Linked DNA regions of Homo sapiens: all the other regions are linked to region 3. A link is a loop called in an ENCODE intact Hi-C map of the cell type or tissue named here. Cell type or tissue: endothelial cell of umbilical vein. All regions are shown on one strand. Each heading gives the region's core, and the rest is flanking DNA. Links, peaks and the distances in the headings are about the cores only. Region 1 holds the start of LOC101927263 (a long non-coding RNA gene). Region 2 has its middle 110 kb from the start of LINC02852. Region 3 holds the start of LINC02852 (long intergenic non-protein coding RNA 2852).

Evidence for each region. A loop is a pair of places that touch in the nucleus more often than their neighbours do. Peaks named below come from ENCODE experiments on the same cell type or tissue, not always from the same donor. Only the 100,000 strongest peaks of a DNase experiment are listed, where the experiment ranks them.
Region 1: it touches region 3 in a loop (8-fold over the local background); 3 of 110 quality-filtered maps call a loop at or near these places.
Region 2: a loop joins it to region 3, with 7 times the contacts of the local background. A loop is called at or near these places in 2 of 110 quality-filtered maps.

What each region holds. Positions count from the first base shown.
Region 1 is chr15:96,344,834-96,354,866 of GRCh38, forward strand. It overlaps LOC101927263 (a long non-coding RNA gene), which reads left to right and starts at 6,520. Exons shown (of 5, transcript XR_007064788.1): 1 at 6,520-6,577; 2 at 6,675-7,162; 3 at 8,946-9,679. It overlaps SCDAL (stem cell derived angiogenic lncRNA), which reads left to right. Exons shown (of 2, transcript NR_198964.1): 2 at 1-811. RefSeq lists an enhancer at 9,419-10,033. In endothelial cell of umbilical vein, for the core only: no CTCF peak of the experiment used is centred there; DNase peaks (open chromatin) are centred at 4,548, 4,808, 5,598, 6,788 and 2 weaker places; H3K4me3 peaks cover 47 bases; H3K27ac peaks cover 2,500 bases.
Region 2 is chr15:94,697,002-94,707,034 of GRCh38, forward strand. No RefSeq gene overlaps it. Among named protein-coding and RNA genes, the nearest start is that of LINC02852, 110 kb to the left of the region's middle. In endothelial cell of umbilical vein, for the core only: no CTCF peak of the experiment used is centred there; a DNase peak (open chromatin) is centred at 4,770; H3K27ac peaks cover 2,500 bases.
Region 3 is chr15:94,579,683-94,589,715 of GRCh38, forward strand. LINC02852 (long intergenic non-protein coding RNA 2852) reads right to left here and starts at 9,574. Exons shown (of 3, transcript XR_932641.4): 1 at 9,415-9,574; 2 at 5,072-5,143; 3 at 3,830-4,363. In endothelial cell of umbilical vein, for the core only: no CTCF peak of the experiment used is centred there; a DNase peak (open chromatin) is centred at 5,429; H3K27ac peaks cover 1,979 bases.

The DNA of each region.
Region 1 (10,033 bases), core at 4,417-6,916, 1.8 Mb after region 3:
GGCCTCTCGCCCCCTCCTCTGTTTCCTCCTCTCAGCTTGAGGCTCTCCTGGCAAGGGGGATCGATCTGGCGTGTAGGTTTGGTGGGGAGGGAGAGGGTGGTGGCGGTGCCAGAGCACAAGATGAAGTGTGGGCTGTCTTGGCGTTGCCAGGAGACATCAGTGGGTGCCATCGTGCCCTTCTTAGTTTGGAAGGGGCACAATTGTACCCAAGTCTCTGAGTGTGAGCTTAAGTGCCCTGCTTTTGACCAAATCTTAGTGTCTGGGATCGTGGCTGACTCGGCCCAGCCCTGGGCCCCATTGTAGGAAACGTGGCTGTAGGACAGAAGCCTGTGGTGCCCAGCCCCTTGGAAGGGCTCAGATGTGCCCAGAACGAATGCCTTGCCTGCCCATCCTCCTGGGGCTCCCTAGACCCCAAGCCAAAGCAGAGATACCTGTTATCAAAGGTTGGGGAAGAGCCTCCAAGGCAGGGGCAAAACTTCCATATCTCTTTCCCCCAAACTGATCTAGCTTCTCCTTCACCTTCCCCCACCGAGGCCACCCGGCCATTTTAAAGTTTAGTGGCTGTGGACTTTTAGAATTTGGTTTGGTCTGTGATCCTTACCGCACAGACCCAATGACCACCACCTCTTTCTTTTTGTCTTTTATCTGCTCTCCTTTTGAGGGGGAGGAAAGTGCTGGCCTGTTCCATCAAGCCCAGTTCGCATTTGCTTTAGCCTCTGATTTCTCTTTCTTCTTTGGAAATTTCATTGAGATGTCTCTGTACTTCGCTTGTCAGTTATCTTTGTTCCTTTTAAATAAAGGGCTTTTAAATGGACTTATTGCTCCCAGCGTGGGTTCCTCTCTCTAAATGTTAGAAAATTGTGCCATCTACCCGCTATGCTGAGTACTGTCACACTCGGAGACCTCGGGGACCTCCGGGCAGGCTTCAATGCTGCAGTGTCAGGGGCCGCGGGCAGCAGGAGGAGGGGGCGGCTCACGTGGATTTTTACAGATCTCCGCCTGCAGCCGGCCCGCGTGGCCACGCCAGGGCACGGCCCGAGACGCGCGCAGCCGCCAGCTTGATGGCGGCCGCGAACTTGGCTGCAGCGGCAGATCTCCGACCAAATCGCAGGCGTGGCCGGGACTCTTCGCTTCTGCAGCATACAGCTGGCCGAGGGGGAGCCGCGGGTGGTTTTGGACCCCAACAGCAACTGGGGGTCAGGGATAACGGAGGACAATGGGAAAGGGGGAGCTGCCTAGGAGGGGGAGAGGGGTGGATTTTGCCGCGCCGCTTTGGAGCGCTCCCACGGCCTCTCCAGGCCGGTCTCTTTCCTTGGGGGATGCCAGGCTAGGGGCAGCGGAGAGCGAAAGCCGCGGAGTGGCTTCCCTGTCTCTTGGCCAGAGAGTTCTGGCCAGGCAGTTCGGCTGCAACTTTCAGATCCATTTTCTCTGGTGGAGATATTTCTGGTGTCTTTTTGTAGGCCAGACTTCTTTCCTTTAGGGGAGAGTGGTTTAGATGGACCGAATTTGAGCAGATCAGGTGTCTGATGTGGGGTATCTTCACCCCAGCCCCGCCTCTGCAAAACACCCATCCGCAACTGCAGGTTCTTTTGAATGAGTTAAAATGGATTAACAGTTTGGATTTTATTATGTGGCTCCCCCTCACAGATGCCTTTTTTGTTGTTGTTTTTTGTTGTTTTGTTTTAACCCATAAGGAGTATTAGCTAAGATTTCCAAGTGTCAGTTGGGTATTTATGCTTGTGGGGGAAAAAAAATCTCCGATACGGTTTATGACTTTTATTACATGCTTCACACTGTTCGAGAAATGGAGTTTTAAGCAACATACAATTAAATCTATATTGCTCTTTGGAAAAGGGCCAAGGAACTCAGCAATCAATTAGTTTAGATCTTTTCATACTTGTTGCTAAAATCAAAGTATAAAACTACAACCCTGGCTATACCTAAGAATAGCTTCTTTTCCTATTTTTTTTCAAGTCATGTAGCTAACACGTAGGAAATGGCAGCTGCCTTATTTTCCCAAGTTTCTTTTTTCTGATTCTTCTGCCTAGATTAGCCTTTAAATAATCAAACGATTTTCTCCCCCCGCCCCTTTCTCTCATTGCAGTTTCTCATCTGCCTTTATCTGCCTGGTTTAGTTTTTAAAAATACACTTATTTGTAATATGTATTATTTTTTAAATAAATGTTCCTTAATCCTCTCTCTTTCTTCCCCCTTCCCTTGCCTGGCAGTGAGAAGGGAAACGATGTTGTTTAATAATCACAATAATACAGTGCTTTCTAGACAAAGGCAAAATTAAATTTTTTATAACCACAACAAGAAGGGAATCAACCTCTCTTTCTCTCTCTCTCATCTCTGTCTCTTTAAATAAGCAGCTGAGGAAATAATCTCCCGCACTGAACAGAAACTGCTTCCTCCTTGAAAATGCCACCGTTCCCACCTCCCTGGCCCTCTCTGGGCCAATCCCTTGGGCTGTCGGCTGTCTGCCTGTCCAAGACCCTGGTTGGGGGTGGGGGTGCGCCTATGGAGATCCAGGGGCGTAGTGAGAAGGCAGTGGGGTCTCGCTCGCCTACGTGCGGCTGCCGAGGCGGGGCTGACAGCAAGTTCTAAAGAGGGGCAGCTAATTTATTAAGTAATTCTTACTTCGCTTCAGCATCCTCTGCCTACAGCTCCCGAGGCTCCGGCGAGGAGGGGGAGGGGTCTGGGGCTGTGCGTCTCCCCCTCCGCATTTCCTTCTCCGCCTTCCAGGCTCCGCCAGCCCCTCCACCAGCCTCATCACTAATTAAAACGCCCTGTGGCTTTGGGACTGAGTAGGCCGGTCGTTGAACTGTCATCTCCGCCAGGATGGGAAATCTAGAACATCCCCTCTTCTGCAAAAAAGGTTCCGAACCCAGTGAAGTGATTGGGCGGAGTGTCATTAATCTCTCTCCAGAAGCTTTCCTTTTCCTCCTGGGGAGTGAGGACTCCGGCCTTTGCCTCCACCCAACACGGTCGCCCGGCTAGGCCCCACCATCCCCACTGTCGACCCCGCCGTTGTGCCCATCCGTATGCCCTAATTGTGAGGAAGGTCTGGGAAACATTTTCTTTGCGCTAATTTTATATTTCCCCTTTCCCCCTTGCAACATTAAACATAATTTTGCGCTGTCACTGTCACTAAGATTGTGGTTTGCTGATGTCTCTACTTGGAAACATGACCCCTTCGCCTCCAACAGGGAGTCCTCCCCTTGCTTGCAGCCTCTAGTGCGGCCCCTTCTCCAGCGGGGACTTCAGAGCGTTTATGAAAATGCTGGGGCGGGGGGTGAGGGGATGGGGAGGTACTGATAGTAGTAAAGGCCAGAAGGGTTCCTACCAGAACCCTACAATCATTCCAAACCCTCTTTTCCTATGACAGCAGGAGCAAATGTAGTTTTGATGTGCGTTTGGTTGTTGGCTTGTTTGTTTAATAAAATCCGTGTGTGTGTGTGTGTGTGTGTGTGTGTGTTTTAATGTCTCAGTGTATGTGACAGGAAACCACTTTCAGAATTTCCCTTTGAATTTTTTTTGTTTGTTTGTTTTTGTGTCTGTCCTCCTCAACTTCTCTCTTTTCTTTATTCCCCTCCCCACTACATTTTCTCTGGCTAAGCAATAATCCCCTGGCCCAGTGGCCACGCTCCTGGAGATAAAATCCATTTATCCCTTGTGTTGCCTCACTGAGGCCCGGTTATCCAGGGCCTTTGGCGACAGACTGGAACAAACAGAGATGAAGATATTTTTTCGTTTTCCATACCTGCTCCTCCCTTCCTTCAATGTGCCAGCCTAGAGGGGCTCTGGAGTTGAACAAATGTACCCACAACTGCAGGTTTGCTCTGGCGCCTGGTTGTGGTCCTAGTTGCTATTTGTTTGTCTCTTTGGAAGGAGCTGTTAGTTACATTCTGCTCCCCACAACAGTCTCAGAGCTTGCTTGCACCAAGGTTGGGAGGTTTCAGAGCGATTATCTCATTTCGCTGGTGCAGAGGGAAGCTGCTGGCAGCCCCTGGATCAGACATTCAGTGGAAGGCCCATGTCACAGACCCAACCCGAAGGTTAATTTTCCCTCATTAGCATCTCCATAGTCTGCTCCTTGCAAGGGATCTCAGGTCCTTGCTGCTATTTTCTCCCTTCTCACTCTTTCTGACGAATTCACTCTCACTCGTGGTCTCCTCATCACAACCTTACATTCTGCCAGGTTCCTATTGAATCCATAGACTGATCGCTGAAAACCCATTTCATCAGTTTCCAACCAGTATGCCTATTTTTAATCCTAGAGCCCCTCTCCTCCATCTGTATCTCTCTAGCCTCAATGCACCTCATTTACAAAGTGTTCTGCTTTATCCAAATTAGTTCACTTCCCCCCTTTTACTTTCTCATACCCCCTCATTCTTTCATTGAGTTCTAGCAAAAGCAAAAGATACAAAATGGCAAAGTTTGATGGGTTGGGGGAGACCATCCCAGCCATTTAGGAAGAAGCTGGAGGTTTGTAATGACAGAAAAAAAATGACAAAGAAAAGAGAATTGCATTTGTGGCTTAAGTGGGACAATGTGTTTGTGTGTCTATATCTCGGTGTGTTTTTAAGATTTCTTTGAACTGCTTTTGTGCTGACCCAACAAAGGCATTTGCTGAAGCTAGTCACGGTGTAGGAACTTTGAGTTAACCTCTTATATCAAATGAATCTTTTCATTTAGAGACCAATAAATCTCAATCTCTAGCTACTTTTTGTAGACCCAGCTTGGGTTCAGTGAGACAAAACTGGGGCTTATAATACAGACCAGATAAAGTTTGCAAAAGTTGTTTTTTCCCCTCCATCCTTTTTTACCAACCTGAAAAATTTCCCCATCCAACAAATTAAAGCTCAGCAAATAAAAGTAGCAGCTCTTCCTCAGTGAGCAGAAGGTTAGGAATTTCTTTAGCATTTCACAGCAAAGCCTTTTCACTGAAATGGTTTTCCAAACTCAGAGGCCGAAAAGATTTATAGTTCTTCAACAAGTCATTATTTGGGTGTGTTTTTTAGGTGGGGCTGAGACAATCTAATAATCAATGTAAGACGGGTGGGTGGGGGGATTGGCTATGACCAAAAGAAGAGTTAACACCAGAAACATGAAAGCCAGTCTGGTCTCCAGGGATTGAATTTGGGAAAGCCTGCACACGGCTGCTCCTGGGCCATAAAGAAATACATTGTTAACAACAACAAAACAGACAATGCCCTGAGCTCTGCCTGGATTCAGAGCTGAGCTACTTTCAAGATATTTTAGCAGCACTGTTCATTTTGATGGGGTTTCTGGGCCATTTGAAATTCAACCTTTAGCCAGCCTGCTCATGGGGTATGGTTACAGAATTCATTTTCTGATTTACTACCCCTCCTCCTGTATTTTCTTTATTTCCTGATGGCCTCCCATGGGGTTAATCTTTTTTCCCTTTCTTTTATATTTTCCAGTTTTGTTCTCCCCACAAACGACTCAGTGTTTTTCCTGTTTCTACTGATCACTCATTTGCTTCCTTTCTCTCTTTCCTTCTTTAAGAGCCAGAGAAAAATAAAAAGAATGAGAAGGGGATTTCCAAATCGTTCTTTTCTAAGCATTATTAATTACTGTTACAAGGCAAAAGATTTTTAACCAATAACAAAGTTGTAAATTACCACTGACTTTCAAGTATTTCTCATTTGTCAGCTCTGATTGATTTGATTAATATTCCACTCTGAAATAATTTCAGCCGGACTTATCATCAGTTCTACTCATGAAGCAAAGAGCAGACTATCACTGCTGCAGGGGATCTGACCACTCTGCTTTTACTCTTAATGTGAAGTTTGGGGTTTTGTCCTGAGGCCCGAGGTTCTGGGAAGGTGTACAGGCAGTTAAGTTTCGGGGATGAAGTGGACTGGCATATCTCCATATATTCAGTTATTTATATGTAATTTTGAAAACTTTGTTCAGGAACCTATTTGTATTGAAAGAACAAAACGGCATCATTTCCTTGCTCTCCTGAACATTTTTTTTTAAACTGAATATTCAAGGCTGAAGGAATGAATTTTTAAACAGTTCCTAAATCCAAGAAACTCATTCGAACCCTATTAATTCTTATCCTACTGGATAGCATTTCTGAGAAAGAGTGGGCCTACTCTCTGCTCAGACCTATGGGAGATTTGGGTTACTGGTGGGGAAAAAAGTGTGTGCAGGGACAGGAGGGTGGGAGGGGCTCAGCACAAGACAGGGGCAGCCAGAAGACTCCACTTTTGGGGAGTGGGGTTATAGTTTCCCAAGGTCCTTTTCCGTGCCATCGTCATATCCAGAATGTAATTTTTGAAGCTATCAATACCCGCTGCCTCCAATACCTCTCGAGTTTTAATCTTAATTATATTATTAAGTGAAGTACTCTGCTGTCAGGGCGTTGAACATGATTTATGACGTCTGCCTATTAGGGGATCGATTGTGAATATCGCCACTATCATCTATCAATATTCTCAAGCCGGGGGTATTTCTCGCTCCACGGTAGTTATTTGTAATACCGAAATGATAGACTGCAGGAAAAGACTACTTCAGAGGACTCGCTTTTCAGGAGCAGCAGAGAGTGTGGTGAACCAGGAGACTCGGAGAGTTCCAACCACATCTGACACCCAGAGAGAGTTTAAAGTTTTTTTGTTTCTGTTTTTTAATGTAAAAACCAGTGAATTCTCCCGTGGGGCTAGTAGAAGAAAGCAAGCCAGAGTCGTTTTTAGGGAAAGGAGTAACCTCTGCAGGTCGATATCAGGGGGCGAGGGTTTCTAGCTGCCAGGTGATTTGCAATCAGACTAGAAGGAAAAAACTGGCAACCAGGGGCCCCTTTATAGGAAGATGGCTGGATGAGGGCTGCAGAGGGGTGCTGGGGGTAGACTGCGTATTTCTGCAGCAGATGCCCGGTCGCTATGCCCGTGGATTCGGAGGTGTTCAGTTTCTGGGATCAATTAAGACTCGCTGGCTGAGCCCTCGCTGCATCGCCGCTTTCACCTGCTCCTGCTTCCTCTGCATAGGTGGAAGCCCGTGCCAAAGACCTAGTGGCCAGGCCCGAGGGAGCCTGAACGCAGAGGCCTTTTGTCTCCAGACAGAGAGCAGCGCCTGCTTTTTTCCACTCTCACGGGGCACGGCACTGGGTCACCAGCGAGTCTCAGCCTCCAGCGTTAGGGGGATGGGAGGAAGAGTCAGAGAATGGAGCAAAACTCTCCCGTTCTGGCGGCCTGGAGCTGGAGGCTAGAACACCCCGGGGGGGTGGGGCGTGGAGGGCGGCCTGAGTGCCGCGCCTGGCCCCTGCCCTGGGTGCGCACCAGGCCGCGAAAGCCGGGGGCCGCCTTCTCGGCTGCTGAAGCCCGGGAGTCAGTCAAGCGCCCTCTGGCACCGCGAGGGAGGCGCACCTCGCCTGGTGCAGAGTTGCCGCGACCCGAGCGGGAGGAGGCACAGGACGCAGGGCTCCTGGCCTGGCTGTGGGCTTGGCCTTGGCGCACTAAGCGCTCCCCATCTGCCCGAGCCTGGCCTCCGCGGCCCTCTCGGCCCAGTCTACGTTCGTTTAAGGACTTCAGCGCGAAGAAGAGCGAACGTGGCTAGAACCTGTTGACCTCTCCTCTGGCCTGGAAGTCCGCACAGCTCGTGGCAACACTGGACGGACTGGTTGTCAGGGGACGACCGCGGGCAGGTGGGGAGGAGGCCTTGGTCTGGCTCCTGGATTCCACCCTGGGACGGAAGGGGAAGCGGAAACCTTGACCTCAGCCACACAAGGACACCTATCTGGCTGTCTGCCTGCCCTGGCCCAGCCACCCGGTTCAGAGGCCTACCCTTGGCCACAGTGGTTTGTCCTCAGGCTTGGAGTCCCCAGAGATGTGGACACAGTGACTGGCACATAGTAAGCGCTTAATAAGTGTTAGATTGGCGGTGTCAATCATTTTTAGGCACATCCGGTTTCCTCCGTGAGCATCTCCCCTCTCACACACATTTATTCCAGGCCAACAACATGCCTAGCTAGGTCCTTAAGCACCGCCACTCATACCCAGAGGCCCATCAGCTGCCTCGCTCCCTCTGAGCCCTGGAGCTGCAGCCCTCCACCCTTGACATGCGGGAGAAAGCCAGAGGCCCCTAGAGTCCCCCCCTCGGGGTGTTTTCCAGGCCTGGGACACCTGAGCAGGAGACACAGAGGCCTGAAGAAGGGTTAGCAGGTCCCTAATATGCCCCATCCATGTCAGCACTAGAGGAGGGGAATTCTGGTTAAATAAGAATATTCTGGACAGGGAGATGGTGGTTGGTCAGTTAAAAAAGAGAGAATCATTCAGTAAGGGATGCATGTGTGGGAAGAGTGGGGGGCACCTAGGGGCAGGCTGACGCAGAAGAAGCAATAGAGGCTGAGTCAGAGCACCACAATGACACCTTTTTCTTCCAGAAAGAATTCTTTAGTTAAGCCTTTAATCGGCCTTCGGTGAGCAGTGAGTTGTGGGAGGTAGTGCCATTAACTATACATACAATGTTCATGTAACCAGATTTTAATCATTTATGATCTTAATAAATAAATATGCTGCCTTCTGATTCTTTTTACTATCAATGATATTAATACTGTTGTTGTTGTTTAAACGAGATTTTAGTCCCGGTTCGTCCCCAGAGCGGCTGCAGGAGTAGTGCCCAGGACTATTGTGACCTGCTGTGCCGTAGCTCAGACTTCAGCCTGCTCGTCTCCTCTTCCCTCTTCCCCAGATCCCCCAGGCTGATGGATATTCTTCGACCGGGGCCCTTTTTAAAATGACCAATGTGTTATCAATATAGGCTACCCATCCTTATCATATAGGCTACCCATCCTCTCTTCGTTTCTAACCATTTTGCAGTGCGAAGAGAGAGACCCAGGCGCAGGCCAGGCGGCGCGTGTCGCTCGGTCTGAATTGCACCGTAATCGCCAAAACCTTGGCCTAATTTGCAGCTAATAGATCTCGAGCGAGGGAGTCGGGAAGAAACCAGTGGCTTTGGAGGGATCGGAAATTAAGGGACTAGAAGAAGGATGTGATTCCTATTATTCTCCCCCTCCCCCTCCTGCACACGACCATGTGTCTCCTGGCTGGGCCTTTGGGGACGCGGCCCCTGGCCCTCCGTGGCCTGTGTTCCTGTTGTTCGCTTCTCTCCCAGCGGACCACTGTGTCTGGGGCGCCGCGCCCTCCGGTGCGCTCAGACCTCGCGCCCTCCGACCGGCTTCTCCCAGTCCCCGGGAGGAGGCGCTGTGCCCGGGCTGGCCTCTGGTCCCTCCCAGCCGATGTCCTGGAGCCCCCATTCACAAAACCCCTCCTGGAAGAGGACACACACCCACCCACCCACACACACACACACACACCCCACACACGCACTACGAGAAGGGGAGTTTGATCTTGTCTCATTGGCGTCTCGGGTCTGAAAGGAAAATCGTTTGGGTAAACAGCCAAGCTTCCAGGCTTAACGCCCGGCTCCCGCCCCCGCCCCTCCATCCCCTCCTGCCTCCCCCACTCGCCTTCAACCCCACCCGCCACCCACACTCGGCTCCGCAGCCGGGCCCCGAGCGAGCTCCGCGAGTCCTGGCGAGAGCCGAGGGCTCCCCGGGTTCAAAGGGCCGCAGCCCCGAGGGAACGCCCTCCTTGCTGTGCCCCGGGGGGCAGAAGCGGACTGCTGGGCGGTGGGACCGGCCTGGGCCACGGTAGGAACCGCGAAACCTCCGGCTTCCCTAAATAGAGCTGGTCTCGGGGGAGGGCGCCGGGGAGTTCGGAGCCCGGAGGGACATTTTTGCCAAGACCGAGCGGAAGCCGAGCCCGTGCGGCTGGCTGCGCCTAGGAGTTCCGCCACGGGTCCGACGGGGCACCCTGGGTCCCCGCAGCCCGTCACAGGCGTTTGCACATTTGTGTGCACGACCACTGGCGGGGGCGTTGAGCCTCTGCTAGCCGCCTCGGGCTCCGCACACCCTTGGGTGATTACCCGGCCCCCACCTCCCTCCAAGCGACCTCGGCTCCAGGAAAAGGCTTTAATCTGCTATTAAGCGTTTTCCAAAGTTTCT
Region 2 (10,033 bases), core at 3,753-6,252, 120 kb after region 3:
CATAGTCCCAATGAGAAGAAAAATAACTACAATTAATTTTTTTAATACTAAGAAAGATGTATATTGTTTGCTTGTTTACTTTTATCAAAGCTTGTCCTTTGAGGATGGCTGGAATCTCTTCGAACATTTTCATCTCAGTGGCATGCCACTTTGGAATCTGAATAGAAGCTTCCTGAAAATATTATTTTTGGAAAACTGACACTAATTGAAAGTCAACACTAATAATATAAGGCAGTCATCAGCAACGCAAAGTGATTGGAATGAGCAGAGTTTATGAAGTTGAGCCAGGGCATCTGGAGCCCTTTTTTGTGAGCAGGGACTGTTCTTTCAATCAAAGAGCCAGTGCTGGGCCTGGGAAGAGTGTCTGGAATAACCCTTGTCCCCATCAATTCTTTCAACCTCATTGTTTATTATCTTGCTTATGAATTACTTTACTTATTATTAATTCAAGATGAAACATGCCTTGTCTATCTTGACATGACTGATTTTAGAAAAACTTAACAAATCTTTACTGAATGTTGTACCAGGTATGGAAGCTATGGAGTTGAATCAAACATGAATATAGATGTGGGCATAAGTAGCTTCAATTTGATCTGGTATGGTCCAAGTGCAATGGCAATATGGAAGAAGGAAGAGAAGGAAAGATAACTGCAGTCTCCTTGGGAATAAGGGTCCCAACGTTTACTAGCTAATATAATCAGTACCCAGCTTTATGTGTAGAACATAATAGATGCTCAATAAATTTTGTGGGAGAGAAGGAGAATGTAAGGAAGCATTTAGTCACAACTCAAAAGCTCACACTGTCTTGGAGATTCTTTACAGATAACTTGAGTTTCTCCTGATATAAGAGGAGCAGAAAAGAAGAAGAGTTATTCCAGTAAAAACCACCAGTGCTGGGAAATAGGGCCTAGACAGATCATAGCAATAGTAAAGACAAAAGTTTCCTATGACCAGAGAATAGAGTTGGTAATATATATTAGTAGACGTTGAGGTTGTAAAAACTAGAGAACAAAGGTCCTATGTGGACAGTGCTGAAAATTAGGGGAATTAACCTACAGGAAATAAGAATAACAATCAAGTAGTGAGCCTCAAGCCTGGAGACCCAGTGAGAAGGACACTCTGAACAGCTTTCCTATCTGCCAGAGCTGATTGTTTTACTTGCTGGCCTGAGTTCTCATTATCCTAAGAGAGGGAAGTTTTATGGGGCTGAAGATTTCAGTGGGTAGAGTGTGGATTGGCCTTAGATTTACTTAGCAATGTTGGCAACGCACATGAAGAGCTGGAGCTAAGAAATAGATTCAAGAAAACAGGACAAAAATAAATCATTTTTTAAATTTTAAAATGGATGCTCTTCACTCAGGGTGGATGATATTCAAGTCATGACCATGTAAAAGCTGCTTTTGGTGAAGTCCCCTTAACTCCTCCTCTTTCAAACAATGCATACACATGTCAGCAATACCAGGCTTTCTAAATTGTTTTAAGGTAGGGCTGCTAGTGGGGGTTATTTGAAATTGGAGCTTGATTGCAAATGTATAATTTAAAAACACTCTAGTAGCAATTACCTAGTCTTTTACTGAAGAAAGGATGCCCTCCCAAGACACCAGCTTTCCTGAGTGATTGGAATCTGAGATTCCAGATGCAGGATGCTGAGCAGCTCCCAAGGAAGGGGATGAGACAAATACGCTGTATGAATAGGAATAATGATGTGGACTCTACTGTTTTTGTATCAACAATATTTAGGAGGCCTACCCTTATGATACTAGAAAAGAAATTACTTGTATATGAAATAAGTTAAAATGAAAGGGTTAACCTGATAGAAGAAAGTCTTATATTGCCCCTTTAAAGATGCAAATGCAACTCTCAGAATATTGTTGATTACATCACGGTGAGAGGTAATCAAACAGGTAACGTTTGAACCTGTGACTTTCCAAGGGAGGGAAGGAGATGGTGTGATAGTTCCAGTTGACACCTCTTGCTTCAGTTGCTAACTCAGAATGATCACATCTTTGAAAAACCATGATGATAAACAGCGGAGGGCCCTCATATACATGTTCGAACCATGTAACCACTAGCCATAGCTGTGTGATACAGAGCAGGCTCTCCCCAACTTTTTTTTTTTTTCTCATTGCTAGAAGCTACCAAAGCAATGTTCCTGCAGCAGATGGGTGGAAAATGTTGGTTAACTGGTTAAGAACTGGTTCTGCATATTTTGCAAACTAGTTTGCATCCACTTCATGACCTCCACTGTGGCTGTATTAATACTGCCCAGAAAAAAAAAAAAATGTTTCTTTTTTGCTGTTACCTGGCACACTTAACTCAACGTGAGACTTGATGAATCAACCTTTAATAAATCAATAAAGAACTGTCAGTAAGCGTTCTATATCTGCAAGGGCTAGTGCCAGGAAGGCAAGGAGATGCCCAGCAGCGAAACACGTTTGAGACATCAACTAATGAGGAAGCAATTGGAAGCTACCTCCTGTTTCACCTGGGAGCTTCACTGGTCACCTTTCCTTATTCTCTTCCTTCCTGCAAAAGAGATTTGAGGTGGTTTGATGAGGAAATTGTCACCCTTGTGGCTGCTGATTTTGTTTTGTGTAAATCAAGGTGTGCGACCTCTCCTCTCAACTCAAAGAATTATAACATTTTCTGAGATCATCAGATGACCAGGTTCCCCTTTGATTCTTTCCAGAGGTATTGATGAAATGCATGATTCAGTTTCTTTGGCTTCTGGAATTTCCCATACTGTTGTTTTTGGGGAGTAAAGGAGTTGCAACATTGAAACTATGCAGAGTACTGGGTTCAGAGTGAGTTGAGTTTTGTGTTTCATTGAGATGTCCCGTAGAGGTTACCACCTCTCATGGCACCCTGTGGTGGAAAAAAACGACTAGACTAGGAGCCTGGACCACTGGGTTCTAATTGCAGTTTTGACACTAACTTGAGCCAGGGCCAACCTTACTGGACTTCATTCTCTCTGACATAAAATGAGGGGTCCTGTTTCTTTTTGCTCTGGTGCTGCCTTCAACAGCAGCAGGGGAGATGCTGTTAGTCAGTGGATGCAGGAACCGGCCACTACATAGAACTCTGGGATGTGTGCCTTGGTTTAGAATGTTCCTTCTTTATTTTCTTTCCAATTAGTTTTATGTGTCTATTTATTTTCTTCAACAAGTTCATAATTTCATTTCTTTTTTTGTTGTTGTTTATATTCCTCTCTGTTTCCACCCAAACCCTACGGCGCTCCACACTCTGAAAATCTGCTTGATTTTTAAATCCATCTGCATTGAATTATTTATAGTTTTGATAAAGTCCTGTTTTGTCTGATGTTTATTTTCTTTAATAACAAGAAACCTGGGTGAACTTTTCCAAAAGCCCAAAAAAGGAGTCTAGTTTTCCAAGATGCTAAGCAACCCTGGCCAAAATGCACAAAACAAGCCTTGGGTGCCCTTGCTTTCGTAATTTGGGTTTTTCCCCTCTATTAAACATTCTTTCATCTAAATGTGTTATGAGGAGAGAAAAAGTAAATAAATTCTTTGAGCATGGACTCTACCCAGGACACAATTGTGTGCCTCTCATCACTAGCCAATGCCTTTGCTTCCATCGCTTCTAGACCAATAACGATACCTCAGTCTACGAGGGAAATCCTGGATTGTGATTGGCAGGTATGGTCACATGATAAAGATGCTCAGACAATTATTCTCTGTGTCTTTTTACTCCTCATTCTCCATGAAAACAACTTAACTCAATGTCTGCTATTCCTATGTTGATTTCCTTTTGTGGATTTTTCCATTGTTACCTCTCTAGCTAATTTTTCATATCACTCATATCCCTGGTTACTTTGAGCCTTTGTAGCTAAATAGTCCTCAGACTCATGGCCCCTTTTAAGAACACATTTTCCCCTCCTTTGCCTTATACCATTCCATCTAATGGTTCCTGAATTAAATTAGTTAGTTTGGGCATTGGAGCTGTGTCAATAGAGGGTGGGTGGGAGAGGGAAATTTTCAGACTTTAGTATGAGATAAACACACTCCCTAACACACACACTCACATATGCCATATGTAGCTACACATACAGAACTCTAAAACAGGATGATGGCTAGTTCTGCAAGATGACCAAAGATTGGAAAAAAGAACAGAACAAGCACATAACACCAGAGGGTGTAACTTAGCGCCAATCAGAGTAATTGAGAATACTGCATGAGGCAAAAACAAACAGAATGCTCATATTATGAACCGTTTTCATGGTATTTTAAAATTTTTTAGGTGAAAAATATAGTTTTATTTCTTCACCTTGCCTTTTATCTCCTCTTTTCCTCCTTGCGTGTGTGTGCCCACGTGCGCATGTGTGTATGCCACCCCCCCAGCCCCCACCCCTTTCCAATCCTTCCTTTAAGGTTTAATTTAACAATAACATTTGCGATTGGGGTCCCGCGCATCTCAAGGGCATTGCGCTTGAAATTGCACACACTCTGCACCATTTATCATAGGCTGACATGTGTCATGCTTCAGACTGTGGCTCCAAGAGGTTACAGCTGACGACTGCTCCTTTGTTGATCAGCTGCCGAGACAACTGAGGCACCTTTCTTCCCTTCTCCTTTCATTTTTTTTCCTTCTTCTTATTAAAGCTGTCTCAGCCCCTTTTTGAAGGCCTAACACACCCTTCGCAGAAGAAGAAACACAAAAGAATTTGTATTGTGTTGGATGCTATGTCCCTCATTTCCTGAGATTTCTGATGGGGGCCACTTGGTGTTTAATAAGATTGGAATGCACCTCTAATAAACTTTCATCTTTGTGGAGAGAGAAACGGAAAAGGCCATTAAAGCAACAACCTGGCTTTGTTTCCAAGCGGACAGCGGTCTGTGCAGGATGCGAACATTTTGGAACCCTGACCAGATCCCAGTCACGCCGACAGAAGCTACCCACATCCTTTCTTCAGAGTATGCTCTTTCCAAAGTATGGTCCTTGTTTCATGCTATCTTCTGAGCCAGCTTGGATTTGAACTTTACCCTGTGAGCTCCTTTTATGCAAGTTCAAGTATTGAAGTAAAAGGTGCAGGACTTTGTGTTACTTTGTGTTACCAGCAGAAGGCTTCAGCAGTCTCCCCTACCAAACTCACCCCCTTTCCAACCTTTCATGGGAACTTGGGCTGAAGGAGTTGTTTGGAACAGTTTTAAGTGGAGGCTAACTATTAATACATATTTATAGGGTGTCTCCCGTGTGGCCAGTTTTGTCCTAAGGTATTTTAAAGCCAGGACTCCCCACTGTAGGTTTCCTTCTGCTGAAGGACAGAGGTTCAGGCTTGTTATGGTTTCCAAACAGATTTCCCACGAATTCTCCTCATTTCCTCAGCCCTTCCTCTCGAGTTCACATTGGACCTTCCCCTACGTCCCTCCCTTTGCCCCTGCAGCAGGATGGCAGGCCACTCTTTTCCCCAGTGTGCCCCTTCCCATCTTCAGTGCTGTGCTCCGACACCACCTTTTCAGCTCAAAGCATGCTCCCCTCACTGCTCCCCTTGCACTGCCCCCTTTTCTCTGCAGAGCTTGCCCCAGTTGTGATATTCATTTTTGCACTTTATTACGAAATAAAGACTGTGATCTTCTTTCGGTTTTGCCCACCATTGGCCTCTCCATGCCTGGCCCAGTTGCCTAGCACACGGTGGGCCCTCCCTCAAATTATTTGTTGACTGAGTGCATAAAAAATGTTGTGAAAACCCTTCCTAGGGGATACCGAAAGGGAGATGTAGATCTGCAATTCAGCCAGAACTTCCCTTACTTCTTAACTATTTCGGCAGCTGTGGTCCCAACTTCCTCCGGCCATACCACCTTCAGTCATTTTAGTGAGCTCTTACCTCTAAGAATTGAAGCGCTCATTACAGAACCAGGGACTTGGTGAGAACACCAAGGGGTCTTGCTGGAGTGTGTATAGTTTACAGAAACACGTACTCACAAAATTTCTCTTCCACTGCTGAGATTTATCAGGAAGAAAGTGTGCTAGCTTGAGGATAGGGAAGCAGTCCTTTAGGAAGCATGAAGACAGACAAGTTGTCAAGCATCGGGCAAATTTCGGAGACTACACAGATGGTAAGACACAACCTCTGCTCACAAATCGACTTGCTCACAAGTCTAGGAGAGGCAATAGTGAATTTCAAAACAACACAGGGGTCTCACCAGGGAGTTATGGGCAAGTAGAGATAGCCCGCTGACACAGTGACAGACTTCATGGAGGTTTCATAGGCTCACTGAGGCTGAGTCTTTAGGGAAGAAGTGAAGCATCAATGAGGTGGATAAGGGTAAACGATGTCCCCGGAGGAGGGTACCGCCTGGATAAAGGCCTGGGGCTGTGCTAGTGCACAGTGATCAGTCTTTGCCCCATTTCAATTGCATCTTTTGCAGGACTGAAGGCACCATTTGATGTGCTTTGGGATCTTTCAAGGCATAAATGTGAAGTGGAATGGGATTACCCAACCCTCAACAGCAGATAAGAGTCTCCCATAGCTTCTATCTCAGAATTTTCTAAGGGATCATCACCACAATGCATCCCTGAAACCAACAAATAATGACTGCTTCTCTTAAGTTAGGTAAAAATTGAATGTGATGATTTGTGTGTGTATGTATCTCAGGAGGACAGAAAGAGAGAAATAGATACAATAGTGAGTGAGTTTTATATTATAGTGGCAATAGGTACAATTCTTGAGGGTTCCTGCTATGCCAAAACATCGCATCTTAAAGTGAACAATTCAATCATCAACTGGTTGTTTTGTTTCTATGACGCCAAACATCAGGGTTGTTTCCAACCATTTCCGTGTTAGGAATCATTTAGACAATACACTGAGATGATTCATTTTTCATCCAGATAGCTTAGGGTCCTGAAAGATACATCCTAATTGTCATTTAATTTGAGACCAATACTTTAGCATATTGCTGAATAAAAAAGGGAGGCATTGGAAAGACTGGGGAAAGGATTTCAAGTATAAAATCTGAACATATAAGTCAGAAAGAACTGAATCCCTTCTTATTCTGCCACATATTTAGCCAGTTTCATGTCTGCAAAAGTATAATTGTTATTCTTACTTTTATAAAAGAGTGTAATGTCAGAATTATGATTTGCCTCCCCAAACAATGGGGTTATTTTCAAAATTGATAAAAGACCATAGAATCTTTAAGTCAAATGTATCACCATTATCAAGTAGGTGTTTTTTGGTTTTTATTGTTACTTGATTTTCATTGGAATCTTAAAAATAACCTAGAACAATTTCACATTCTTCTCTTATTGAAAAAGGAACCTGGCTGAGATATCAGCTCCTGGGTATTGAGAGGGAGGTGGCTCAAAGACTCAAGAGGTCATCTGATTCCTGAAAGGGGAAGGTGACACCAGAACAAACAAGTAAAATCAGAAAACAGATAAGGCATAATAATAAGCTGGAAAGTATTTAAAAGCAATCAAGTGAAGATGTTGAGAATATTATACAAAAGAATAATGATATTTGTACAGTAGGTAAAATATAGATTACAATTTATAACAGGATACAGGAAGGAGACAGGAATTGTTTATGGGACCTTGTGACAGAATTTCAACAAATCTCAGTTAAAAGCTTTCTCTTTGCCTTGGCATTGATTCCTGGGCAACTCTGGCAGCTACATCAGATGAAATAAAATGCCCAGGCTGGCAAACATCACAGGGTCCAAGGAACAGAACTTGATGTATCCAGATTCAGCTGTGATATCTATGTTTTGTCCAGTTCACCTACTAAGTCAGAAGCCTCATTGCCTCTCAGCTTGAGACCACTTAACAGGGAGAGGCTTATTTTTGGAAAGTTTCTAGTATTTTATTTTTCTTTTTTAAATATCAAGTGGTTTAAGTGAACTTTAAGTTGACCTCTTCACAGTCTCCATCCCAAGGTGATTTTTTTAAGGTACCAGATTAAAAAATACATGTGTAAATGAAGGTAATAATTGAACAATATTATCTCAGAAGCCTTCTTACTGTATGAACCAGACTCGTACTGCAGTTTAATGAATAACATTACTGCTAGTTTGTACCTACTTCATAAGTTGCTGTGAGGATTTAATGAATTAATACATCTAGAGTACTGGGAACAGTACTTGGCACATAGTAGAGGTTACAATATGTTAGCTATTGTTATCATCATTGTTATGGCAAGGGAGTTGATGGATAAATGGGACTGCTATGTGTGTCTCCATACTCCTTGATACAATTGCCTAAAATTTTCCTGGCACAATCCTACCCTTATGCCCATCCCCTCTTCCTTTCTAGGCTAATCTTCCTTTAGACGCTTGACTCTCTGTCCCTTTTATTAGTGATGACCACTAATATTTATTACACACTCACTATGTGCTGGACGCTGAGCTAAATATATAACATGCTTCTCGTTTAATCTCCCCAAAAACTTGTAAGGTAGGCACCATTGTTTTTCTCGTTTTACATGTGAGGAAATTGAGTGATACAGTTTGGGTCTGTGTCCCTGCCCTAATCTCACGTAGAATTGCAATCCCCAGTGCTGGAGGTGGGATCTGGTTGGAGGTGATTGGATCATGGGGGCAGATTTCCCCTTTGGTGCTATTCTCATGGTAGTGAATTATCTGAGATCTGGTTGTTTAAAGTGTGTAGCACCCTCCCCCTTCTCTCTCTCCCTCCTGCTCTGGCCATGTAACTAAGAGATGTCTGCTTCCCCTTTACCTTCCAGCATGATTGTAAGTTTCCAGAGGCCTCACAGCCATGTTTCCTGTACAGCCTGTAGAACTGTTAGCTAATTAAACCTCATTTCTTTATAAATTACCCAGCCTCAGGTATTACTTTATAGGAATGCAAGAATGGACTAATACACTCAGCTTTATGAAGATTAACGAATTTGCACAAAGTTGTACCACTCATATGAGCTAACCTGGGATTCAATTCCAGGAAGGCTAATGCCAGGGCCAGAGTTCTCACCAGCAGCCAGTCCTGTTCCCATTTCCATCCTCATTACCGTGGCTAGACTCGGTGATTGACATGTGCACCTGATGATCACCCTCTGTGTTCCTCACAGACTCAGCTCTTGCTTAATCCCCACTGCCCCCCATATCCTCCGGCTCCTACCCCGGCTTTGGCCTCTTGAACTTGAACCCAGTGGCACCTGGCCCAGCCAGCATCCCAGCCTGACTGGCCATGATGCTTCCAGTTTCTGTTTCTATTATAGAATCGCATATCCCTACAGCTTCCAGGGGAAAAAAAAATCTGTCAAAGGCTTTCAGAACAAGAGAGTGTTTCACACTAAGGTAGAAAACAGTAGTAAAATCTATCTCATAAAATTCACATATAATTAAGTGATAGATATAATTTTACAACTCTGTGAATTTTCTTACTGGAAATCATTTTGTATCCTTACGTAATGGACTGCATGTTTGTATTCCACCATACCCCCAAAATTCATATGTTGAAATCCTAACCCCCAGTGGTGATCGTATTAGGCAGTGGAGCCTTTGGGAGAGAATTAAGTCATAAGGATGGAACCCTTATAAATGGGATTACTGCCTTTATTAAACAGATCCCAGAGATCTTCCTGCTCTCTGCCATGTGAGGTTCCAACAAGAAGAGGGGCCATCTGCAAGCCAGGAAGCAGGCCTCACTCAACATCTGACCCTGCTGGCACCTCAACTTTGGACTTCCAGCCTCCAGAAACTTCAGAAATAAATGTCTGTTGTTTGAGCCACCCAATCTATGCTAGTTTTGTTATAGCAGCCCAAACTGACTAAGACACCTTACACAGAGAGAAAATGTCCATTAACCAAAATTTTTAGGACATGGGGCTCTCTAGGTAAATTGAGATTTTGTTGTTGTTGTTAATTGATTATCAAAAAACTTCCTTTTGTCTGCTGCCATTATTATAAAAAAATTTTCTTAGATGGATAAATCCATGTTCCCACCTCTGAAATTAAACTGAACTTGACTGATCTTTCATTTGATAAGAGTCTTACTGTTCCCCAGAGTCCATTTTATGAATATGTCTTTTTTGATATTTATTATTTTCAACATAGACTAT
Region 3 (10,033 bases), core at 4,272-6,771:
CTTACTCAAATGAATAATAAGATATGAAAATACACGATTTTGCTTTAAAATACCTACAAGAAAGAAAACATTTTAAAATGCGCTTTCTCCATAACCCCCAATTTAATATTAGAAAGAATGGTAATGTGCAAAGAGTCTGAATTTTAACATTAATAAAATTAAATGGGAATTTGATTATGCTGTGTTACAGCTACACATAATGTTCTCAAGCACAACTTTTGCAAATCTGTTAATTCCACTGGTGATTAGATATGTGCATTTCAACACATCTTGCTGCCCTTTGAAATCTAGTACAATCAAGATGTTAGATTGTAAGTTATTTTCTGGTTATTAAGATGCATTTCAATCCTCATCTTTAATCAACTGAAGATTCGCAAGATGGCTTTGATTCGCACACTGGGGTGTGTGTGTGTGTGTGTGTGTGTGTGTGTTGTGCACACCTCAAATTGATGTGCTGTCTCTCTCATTTCCTGCATCTCAGGATGTTCCCTCCGGTATATGTTATTAATAAGGAATCTGTGTTCAGTTTCATGCACTTAAAAATGGGAGGGGGGGTGTTGGAAGGCTCTTTACATCCCTAAATCCTAGGGGGAGCCCCGTGGCTTGGCCCCTCCTGTCAGAGTCTATAAGGGAAGGCAGAACTCAGCGAGGCGGAGGGAACACAGCCAGTTGGTAGATAACGCCTGGCTGCCCTCTGACCCTCGGGTTAAACTGCTGTCTGGGCTGCTCAATCTGGTAAGCCGAGTTCCAGGGAGGGAGAGCTGCCAGTTATCTGTCAATGCGCCAAGACATGGACTTCATCACAGAGAGGCACACGGACCAAATCTTCCTAATGACCTCTTTCAGGCCCCCCCTCTCTCTGCAGCACTGAGGCCATTCTAGTATATACAATTTAGGGAGTTTCCAAATCATCGAGGAGCTGATGGCTTCTCTGGACCTTCCAGGGAAAGTAAAGGAAGGAGGTAACCTGTTTCTGGAACATTCTATTTCAGGCCTTCATGTGGTTATGTAAGCTGAGAGGATGGTGAGGCATATTCCCCCAAAGTGCTGCTGTCAGCACGAAGGACTCTGCAATTCTGTGGTTTAAATAAGCGGTGTACAGCGCCTCCACCAAGGATTTCAGTCAGGAGTAGAGGGATGGGAAGGAAAGACAGGACACTTTTATGTCAGATGCCACTAGAATATACACAAAGACAAAGCAATCTGTTGAGAGTGAAGAGGACACACACAGAGACTGTGAGTACGCACAAAGAGAGCAAGGGAGAAGTGAGAGAGACAGGCAGAAAGAGACACGAGGACAGAGAGACATGCAGAGAAAGGCACACAGAGCTGACAGACATAGCAACAGTAGACACAGAGACACAGATAGATGCAGAGAGAGGTAGAGACACAAACGCACAAAGGGAAAAAGAGATGGAGACAGGCAAAGAAACAGAGAGGCCCACAGAAAGGGAAGCAGAGAAAGAGGAAGAGACCGGCTGCCAGACAGACCAAGAGAGACAGAAAGATGCAGTCCGGCTGCAGAGCTTATTTGGGGTTCCAAGATGGACACTCGTGTGTCCCTAGAAAGCAGGACTCAGCCATTGGGTGGGCTGTGGAAAGGAATGTACCCCGACCCCCGACCCACACTACAAGGCTCTCCACTGAGGATGGATATTTGGCTGAGCTTTGGAGAAGGAGCAAGGGCTGGCTGGGCATGCAGGAGTAACAGCGGTGGTAGAGATGAGAATTGCTGTTTGGTTGAGCTGAGGAGGCAGACACATGTATGAGCTGCTTCTCTAACATAAGTGCTTCCACCATCCTCCTTGGAGGGCTGTCTTCTTTCCTCTCCTTTTCTCCTCCCCCCGCCCGTCTTTCTGTTCCCTTCTTTCCCTTGTTCCTCCTTCTGTGGAGCTCCCTTTGCTAGTATTTTGATTCACTCACTCTACAAATATTTTCCAACAACCTGACTATGTGGTTCTCAGCCTTCTGGACACTGGAAACAAATCAGTGAGATGAACCAAGTTGGGACTCTCCTTAATTAAGAGTTTTGCTGTCTGGGTGCCCCATGCATTGTACATGACGGGCACCAGAGTCACAGTTCGCATTGAATGAAGGAGGCCAGAGGGCTCTGGAAGGGAACTTGCATTGTGGTTGCAGAGCTGAACATCAGGCATGGGAGAGAAGAAGTTCCCATTCCCAGGCCAGAGGGCCAGTGTGTTTCATTCATTCATGTACCAAGCACTTATGCATCATCTACTACACACCAGGAACTGTGTCAGATGCTCAGGCAATTCAGTGTCAACAAGTCCAACATGATTGGAATTTAGACATTGGGTTCTTTCACTATTCCCCTCAACTAATGAGCAGATGCTAAAGCAGGAAGCAGGTAAACTGAGTCAAAACTCAGTGCTGTTTGCCAGTGACTCATGAAGGAGAGAAGGCCAGGCGCTGATGACCTTTATCACCTCATCCAAGGCTATCCTGCTGTTGAACGTTTTAACTAAATGTCGCCATACTTCACGGGAAAATCCAGCAAGAACAGCTCTGTAGCCTTCCGCAGCTTTTGTACAAGAATTATACGATTCTTAGTAAAATGCAGCTGAATTATGAGAAAAATGAGTTCCCAGGAACTCTAGTTTGGTCCCCAGCTGAGGCTGAGATTAGAGCCACTGGGCTGCCTGCTTCCCAAAGCCACCAAAACACACAAATGATGGCTCCTCAGAGGACAGCGAGGCATGCAAATTAAATGAGCCCTCCTTTTCCTAGAGACATTATCTTTTTCACAATCCTGTCGTGTTCACTTAAGCTCTGTTTAAGCTTGGAGTTAAGGGCTGTGGCATGGTCTTGACACAATTCACACTTTGGCCTCTTTCTGGGATGTGGGAAGTCACAGTTCAGTAGGTGGTGCTGTCGGCCTTTGAGTCAACCTCAGACTGTCCCCTGGCCTTAAACTAGGGCAGTCTCAGGGTGGAAGAGAGCACTTGCTGTATTAAAGAAGACTCCAAATGTCATTGCAACATAAAGGAATGTGCTGTTTCATTAATAAGGTTTTCAGGTACAAACTCAGCCAAATATGACATTTTTTCTATATTCTTCTAGAATTGTTTTCTTATATCACACAGGCATTTGTTTATACATTCACTTAATCAGGCCACAGATGTGTATGTTGAGCTGTTCCTCTGTGTCAGGAAATGTGAAATTTTTTTTCTGAGATTCAGTTAAGAGGAACAAAGAAAATATATAAAATCTGATCCCTGGTACCTAAAACCTTCAAACTAGTATTAATAAAATGGATTAATAGAGTACCTATCATACGTTGGCTAATAGGCATTTGATATGCATATATTATTCGTATAATCTTCTAAGAATTTCCACTTTCCAGCTGTGCAAATGGAGATTTTGAAATATTAAATGACTTGCCCCAGATTGCACAGCTATTTAAGAGGCTAAGGGGACTTTGAGGCCAAGTCTATGACCTTAAACTCAATTTCCTTTCCATTGCAATAAGATTATAGCACCAGGAATACTGTAAAACAGGAGAGGCTCTGGTGCACAAAATTTAAGGACTCACCCTCTCTTACCCTGATAAGATATAAGCAGAGATGAAGTAGCAGCAAGAACAGAGATCTTGGAGCCTGCCTTTTTGTCTTTGACTCCCAGAGTCTCCTTTCATTAGCTATGCAATGTTGCACAAATTTCTTGATTTCACAGTATCAGTTTCTTCATCTGTAAGATGGGGATAATAACAGTACAAGGCACACAGAGGTACTGTGGGGAGTAAATGAAATAATGTATGTAAAGTGCTTAGAGTACTAATGAACACATATATAAGTATTAGACATTCTTATTTTTATATTATATTAAAATAATTACATGGAATAGCTACATGTGAGAAATCCCCTCTATGCAATTTAGCTCTACAGTTCAGAGGGGAAAGAGCGCTTCCAAATACAATAACCTTGGAGGTTGCATTTGGATTAACTTTTGGCATGATGAAAGGATTTTGACAACTGGAGGTAGTAATATTTGTAGCAACAACATCCTCTCTTTCTTTAGTCCTTATTTTATGTCACGTGCTCTGCTGAGTCTTTTATATTCATTTTCTCATTTAATACTTGCAAGAATTCTATGAGGTCAAGACTTTCTGAGCACTTTCAACTGAGTCAGTGTTCTCTCTGCCCAAGACTGCCTCACTAATAAGCGGCAGGATAGAGTTAGCTCCAGGTCTGCTACATCTCCAAATCCATTAGCTCCTGGGCAGACCATAAGGTGGAGAGGTGCAGGCGAGATCTGAAGTGAAGTTGACTTCCCAGTGGTTGTACAGATGCTCTTGGCTAACTTGGAGCAGGATGAGAAATCCACTTTAGCACATGCGGTGTGCCTGTTGGGAAGTGTAAGAGAAAAGAGCTGAGAGCTGGGGTGGGCCAGAACCTGAACTTAAAGAATCTTCAAGGCCAGGCTAGAAAGTTTGCATGTTAGTTGGTACTGAATAGAAAACCATTGCAATTCGGGGATTGGGAATAAGCAAGTATGTTTGCCAGACACAGTTATATGATAATTGAAAAAGAGCTTGAATGACCTATAGTTCGGTCATACTTACATTTTAGAAATGGACAATTTAGGATTAAATCCCCCTATAATCTTATATTGTTGGAACTATAGGGTTATTTTTATCTGTCCTGGGAGAGGCTGTTTGGAATTTTAGATGAGTTAAGCAAAAAGGTGCTAGGGAAATGTGAAATTTTAAAATGCCAATTGGTTATATTGAATTACTTGCCTTTGGCTCTTCATTTCTACCTTTTTCACTAATTCAAATGCATGTACCACCTAGGGAAGCATTTTGAAAATGCAGCCAGCCATTCTTTCATGATAGCATGAGCTACGGCACTTCTATAGTGCCCAAAGAAAATTATACTCTGAACGTGGAATTTAACTCTAAATGGAGACCTCCTTATGATCCAGAAAGATCTATCTACAATGCTTTTTCTTGAATATGTAAGCGCCTGAACCTCTCTTCACTGTCATCCGGAAAGTTATATTAGGATGTAAGGGATTTCTGCTCCTCTTTTCTGTTCTAAATTAATCTTACCGTACACCAGGAGCAGGGCGAGTAAGTGGCAGGAGACAGGGACCCATTCTCCAGCTATTTCAGCAAAGCGTGCTGCAAAAGAGAATTCTTAGTTATAGCACTTGTGGTTTAGTTATTGTTTTAATGAGCCTTTGCTGTGTAACCACAGCACCATTATGACCCGGCCACACCACAAGAAAAGGAAGTTCCCGTAAGCCGCCTCCTCACTCATCTTTTCATGTTGCTGGAAGTCAGCTCCTCTTAGCGGTGTGCAGCTTGGGCTTCCGGAGTTGGCTGGGTCTTTGTGCTTATCAGCGATACCCTCCTGTCTCCCATCCCTCCCTCTCCCTCTTCCTTCTTCCTCCAAACTGCCAGGCCTGAAGTATCAAGGAGAGAAGGCGAAAGGGAGTGTAATGAATCACATGTCTCGGGCCCGAACGGTTGTGGAAAGAAATGCTGGGCAGGAAAAGGCAGCACGCCACTGGGATGAGAGGGCCCCCTTTCTCCTCCTGCCTTTGTCTGTCTTAAATAGAAACAGATATTTTTCACATGACTTTCCCAAGAGACCACAGTTATTAAGAAAGTGCCAATAGTATATTTAAGAAAAATCGCACTCAGTGAGGAAGTGTGTGTGTGAATTGGTATGAAACTGTACAGTGGGATTTCATGCACTTTTGGGAAAATTTGTTCTTTGAATTAGGAGAATGAGCTGGATATTCCAAAATAGAAAACAGGGATTCCAGAGCCCCAGGTTTTCTGTCACTTTTGATACACCAGCAGGTGACTTTTAATGACTCGTTCCGTGGTACCTGACTCTGGTCTTCCCATGTGAGCACACGGCTGTGTGGTATAAACTTGACCCCTCCACTCTGCTTGGTTCTGCGTCATGGTGAAAAACGTGGCTTTCAGAGTTCTATGAACCTGAATTTAAATCCCAGTCTCACCATTCTCTAATGGTGTGATATGGGTACAAAGTCAGTAATTTATGAGCCTCAGTTTTCTCAGGTGTACAACAGGGAGCTTCATACCTGCGGCATTAAAATTTTGTGGCGATTAAATAAAACAACATGTGTAAAGTACCAGGTACATAGTAGGGGCTTAATCAATAATAACTGTTCTCGTCCTCCCATTTCTTCCTCCTTTTCTTCCCCTTCTTTCTCTGTTCTCTTTCTCCTTCTCCTCCTCCTGTTTTGGTAATTCTGGGAGCTGTGGAGCATAACACTGTTTCTGCGTCCTGCCATGAGGAGGTCTTGGCCAAATGTAATCTTCCTGGGCATAGCCATATGCACATAGCATCAGCTTTCCAGTAAGAGCTTCTCAGATGAACTCAGAGGTCCGTGTATATCCCTAATGGGAAAAGAGGCTGGAAATACAGTGCTGGTCTGATTCTTTGACAGTTTCCCAATTCCTAGGGCTCCAGCCATACCGAGTCTCCTTGCCTGTACACGGGCAGCAGGTGGAGGCTCAGAGGATAGTAGGCTACACACTTCTTTGAAATACTGTAATTTAGAATGTAGAAGTGAAACATACGCCACTAACCATCATGATACCTTTTTTGTCTGTGTACTAAAAACTAGAATGTTTTAGAAAGAAATATTACAGTAGGAAGGTTAGGTTTAAATCAATTTGAGGCAGAAAAAAAATGAGGAACCTCTTCTTTCTTTCAACAAAGATCCACTGTACACCACTCATGTACCAGGCAGTGGTGAAGTAGTGAAAAACAAGATAGCCATGGCCTCTGCTTCCATATCTGTGGTCCTTAAAGATGGCCAAGAATTTTCTTGATGCTCTGGGCTGGCTCTGTGACTGCTTTGGTCAACAGCGATGTGGTATCAGTATATTAGTCTCCTGGAGCTACCATAGCAAAATACCATAGACATGGGGGCCTTAAAAACAATATTAATTGTCTCACAGTTCTGGAGGTGGCAAGTCCAAGATAAGGTGTTGGCTGAGTTGGTCCCTTCTGAGGCTCTGAAAGAGACTCTGTCCAATGCCTCTCCGCACATCCTGATGGTTTGCTGGCCATCTTTGGCTTGTAGATGCATCATTCCATCTCGGCCTTGATCTCTGCATGGCATTCTCCTTGTGAGTCTTTGTATTGTCTTCTCTTTGTGCACATTTGTGTCTCTGTCACAATGTACCCTTTGTATTAAGGACACTAGTTACGTCGGATGAGGCCTCACCCTAATGACTACCTCTTAACTTGACTATATTTACAAAGATACTATTTCCAAATAAGGTCATGCTTTGAGGTACTGGTAGTTAGGATTCCAATATGTCTTTTCAAGGGGACACAATTCACTCCTAACAGTCAGACCAGCCCTTAAGAGATTGATGACTTCTTCTTCTTGTCTTGAACACTCGCATTTGCAAATTAGCCACCCTGTTTTGAGGAAGCCAAAGGGCTTCATGGGGAGGCCCATTTGGAGAGGACCTGAGGCCCTCTGGCCAACAGCCCCACCTCAGTTCCCAGCAAGGACTGCCAGCTGTGTGAGTGAGTTATCTTGGAATAGATAACTCACTTCCAGACCTCAGTGGAGCTAACACAGCTGCCCTGTGTATAACAGTCATGTGCTACTGCTAATGAGCCTGACCCAAATTGCATATTTGTGAGCAAAGCAAATGTCTGTTATTGTTTTCAGCCACTAAGTTACATGAGAATAGATCATCATAACAATATCCTTGAAAGCAGACATTACACAAGTAGTTGTGTGTGACAAGTGTTGGAAATGAGAAGCACAAGACCCCGGCAGGGAGTAAACAAGACAGCTTAGCCGGTCTTGCACTGGTCTGCTTTGTTACTAAGTAAATGCTCTTCCGTGCAGATCAATTGGAGGTGCTTTACTAGTTTGGCATTCCTAGCAAAAGGCATATTTGTTCTTGCCTACCTGGCTTTCTGAGATGCATTTAATTCGAAAACACCTTCACTCTCTTTGCATCTGTGTTTCCCCTTTGGGAAGTGGGAAGGGTGGGAAAGCCCGTAAGTGGGTGATAACAGCTCCCATCCAAAGAGAACTCCATTTACTTTCATCTCCTTCATAATGGCACAGAAAATGGAGCATAAAAATACCCCGTGGAAGGTTAAGTGCTCTGTACTAACAGTGGAGGATATGGAGGAGGCAATGAAGCGAAGGTCGGAATGAACAGGGAGGGGTGAGTTCACATGTGGGTGGTTTCTTTCTTTTCTTTTCTTTTCTTTTTTTGCCTCCTCTTTTACTACTGTTCAAATGAAGCTATGTGATACAACACTTAATAATAAAGGGAAATTGCACAGCAGATAGGCAAGGTGACCACTTTTGACAAGAGTCCCTATCAAATCAGGTAATCCAGAGTGGTATGCTACATTCAGCAAACCAGAACAAGGCCATCTTGTCTTCTAAGAAAACCTGAGGCCAGGTTTATATTCCAAGTCTGTTGTGAGGGATGGGCAGAACCGGATGGGGCTGGGTCCAAGGGGTCATTCTGTTCAACATCTAGGACAGCTGTGTTGGACAATGGTGTGCTTTTAGTTTAAGGAACCCGGGGTCCAGGCTTGGGATGGCATTGGAGCTTTAGACATGGTTTCCTTGGTTCATTCACTCAATGAATACTGAGTGCCTTATATATGCCAGACATTGACGTAGGTAGGCAATGAATAAGTCACACAAGGACTCTGTTCATGTCACAGATTCATTCTAGCAAAGAGAGTGGCACAAATATAACAGACATATATGTATATATATATAATTTTAATTATAATAAAGTGACAAAGTGGAGGGTAAAACTGTCAGTCTTTTTATTCAAAGACCTTTCATTCAAACCCTGATATTTCCTTAAGTGACTTAAATAAACTCCAAATGACTTCTCATGGCATTTAAGATCCTGCACAATCTAATTCCTACTATACTTCCAAAATTATTTTTTTTCTCCTTTCATCATTCCTCAGGACACACCTGTACATTTCAGTGTTGTGAAGCATAGCTCTGGTATCAGACTGCCTAGGTTCAAATCTCAGCTATGGCACTCATTAGCTATATGACCTTAGGTAAGTTACTCAGCCTCTGTGAGCCTTAGCTTTGACTTCTGTAAGATGAGTAGAATACGATTGCTATCTCCCTGGGTGACTGTGAAAATCAGACGAGATCATGGATATGAGAGGGCAGCATTCATACTAAAGTAAGATATGACTTACTTGGAAGTATTAATGACTACATTATAATAAAAGTTTATGTGTGTATTCATATATATATATTCTATATTTAATCTAACAGTGACTCTGTTCTGAGTCAGAATATATCTTAATGCCACATAGTAAGCCTTAGACTGTGCCTATTTTACTATTCATGCACAGTGGATAGATGCTGAATAAAATATAGTCAACTCACTGGTGTCTTGCGGTGATGGCAGAGATCCTTAACTAGGAGGAATGCTGTTTCAGAGGGCTCAGAATGGGTAATTAGGAGACTGTCACAAGGAAGCGTGAAGAACTGCACTCTTTAGCTTAAAGAACTGCAGTTGGGAGCCATATGATGAGAATCCATGTGTGCCACTTGGCAACATTAGAATTCCAAAACAGAGTGATCTTTAAAGATTCCCTCCCCTTGCAGCTGGGTGGAGAGGTGATCTGGGCTGCTCTGGAAACAGCGGTGAGCCTTTTATCATTTAAATATTATTCCATCGGGGGCAGAAAAGGGGGACAAAATACTGAAAATAAAAGTTAATTAAAAAATAAAATCAAGAGAAATGTCTCTCAGAGGCCACCTCTGGTACAGAGACCACCTGTCATTAAGCATTTTCCTGTCTATAAACCCAAGATTGGAAGCTGATCGACTCTTCTCTTGTTTAATTTTTAATGCCTCCTGTCTGGTCTCTGTGGTAGCTATTATAAACAGAGGCTGTCACATAGATATGTACCTTGCCCAGAGAAAAAGTGATGCTTCCCACTACCAGAACTGATATCCACTGGGCAAAACCTGCAGTGGGATTTATTACTTGCCTTGGAGA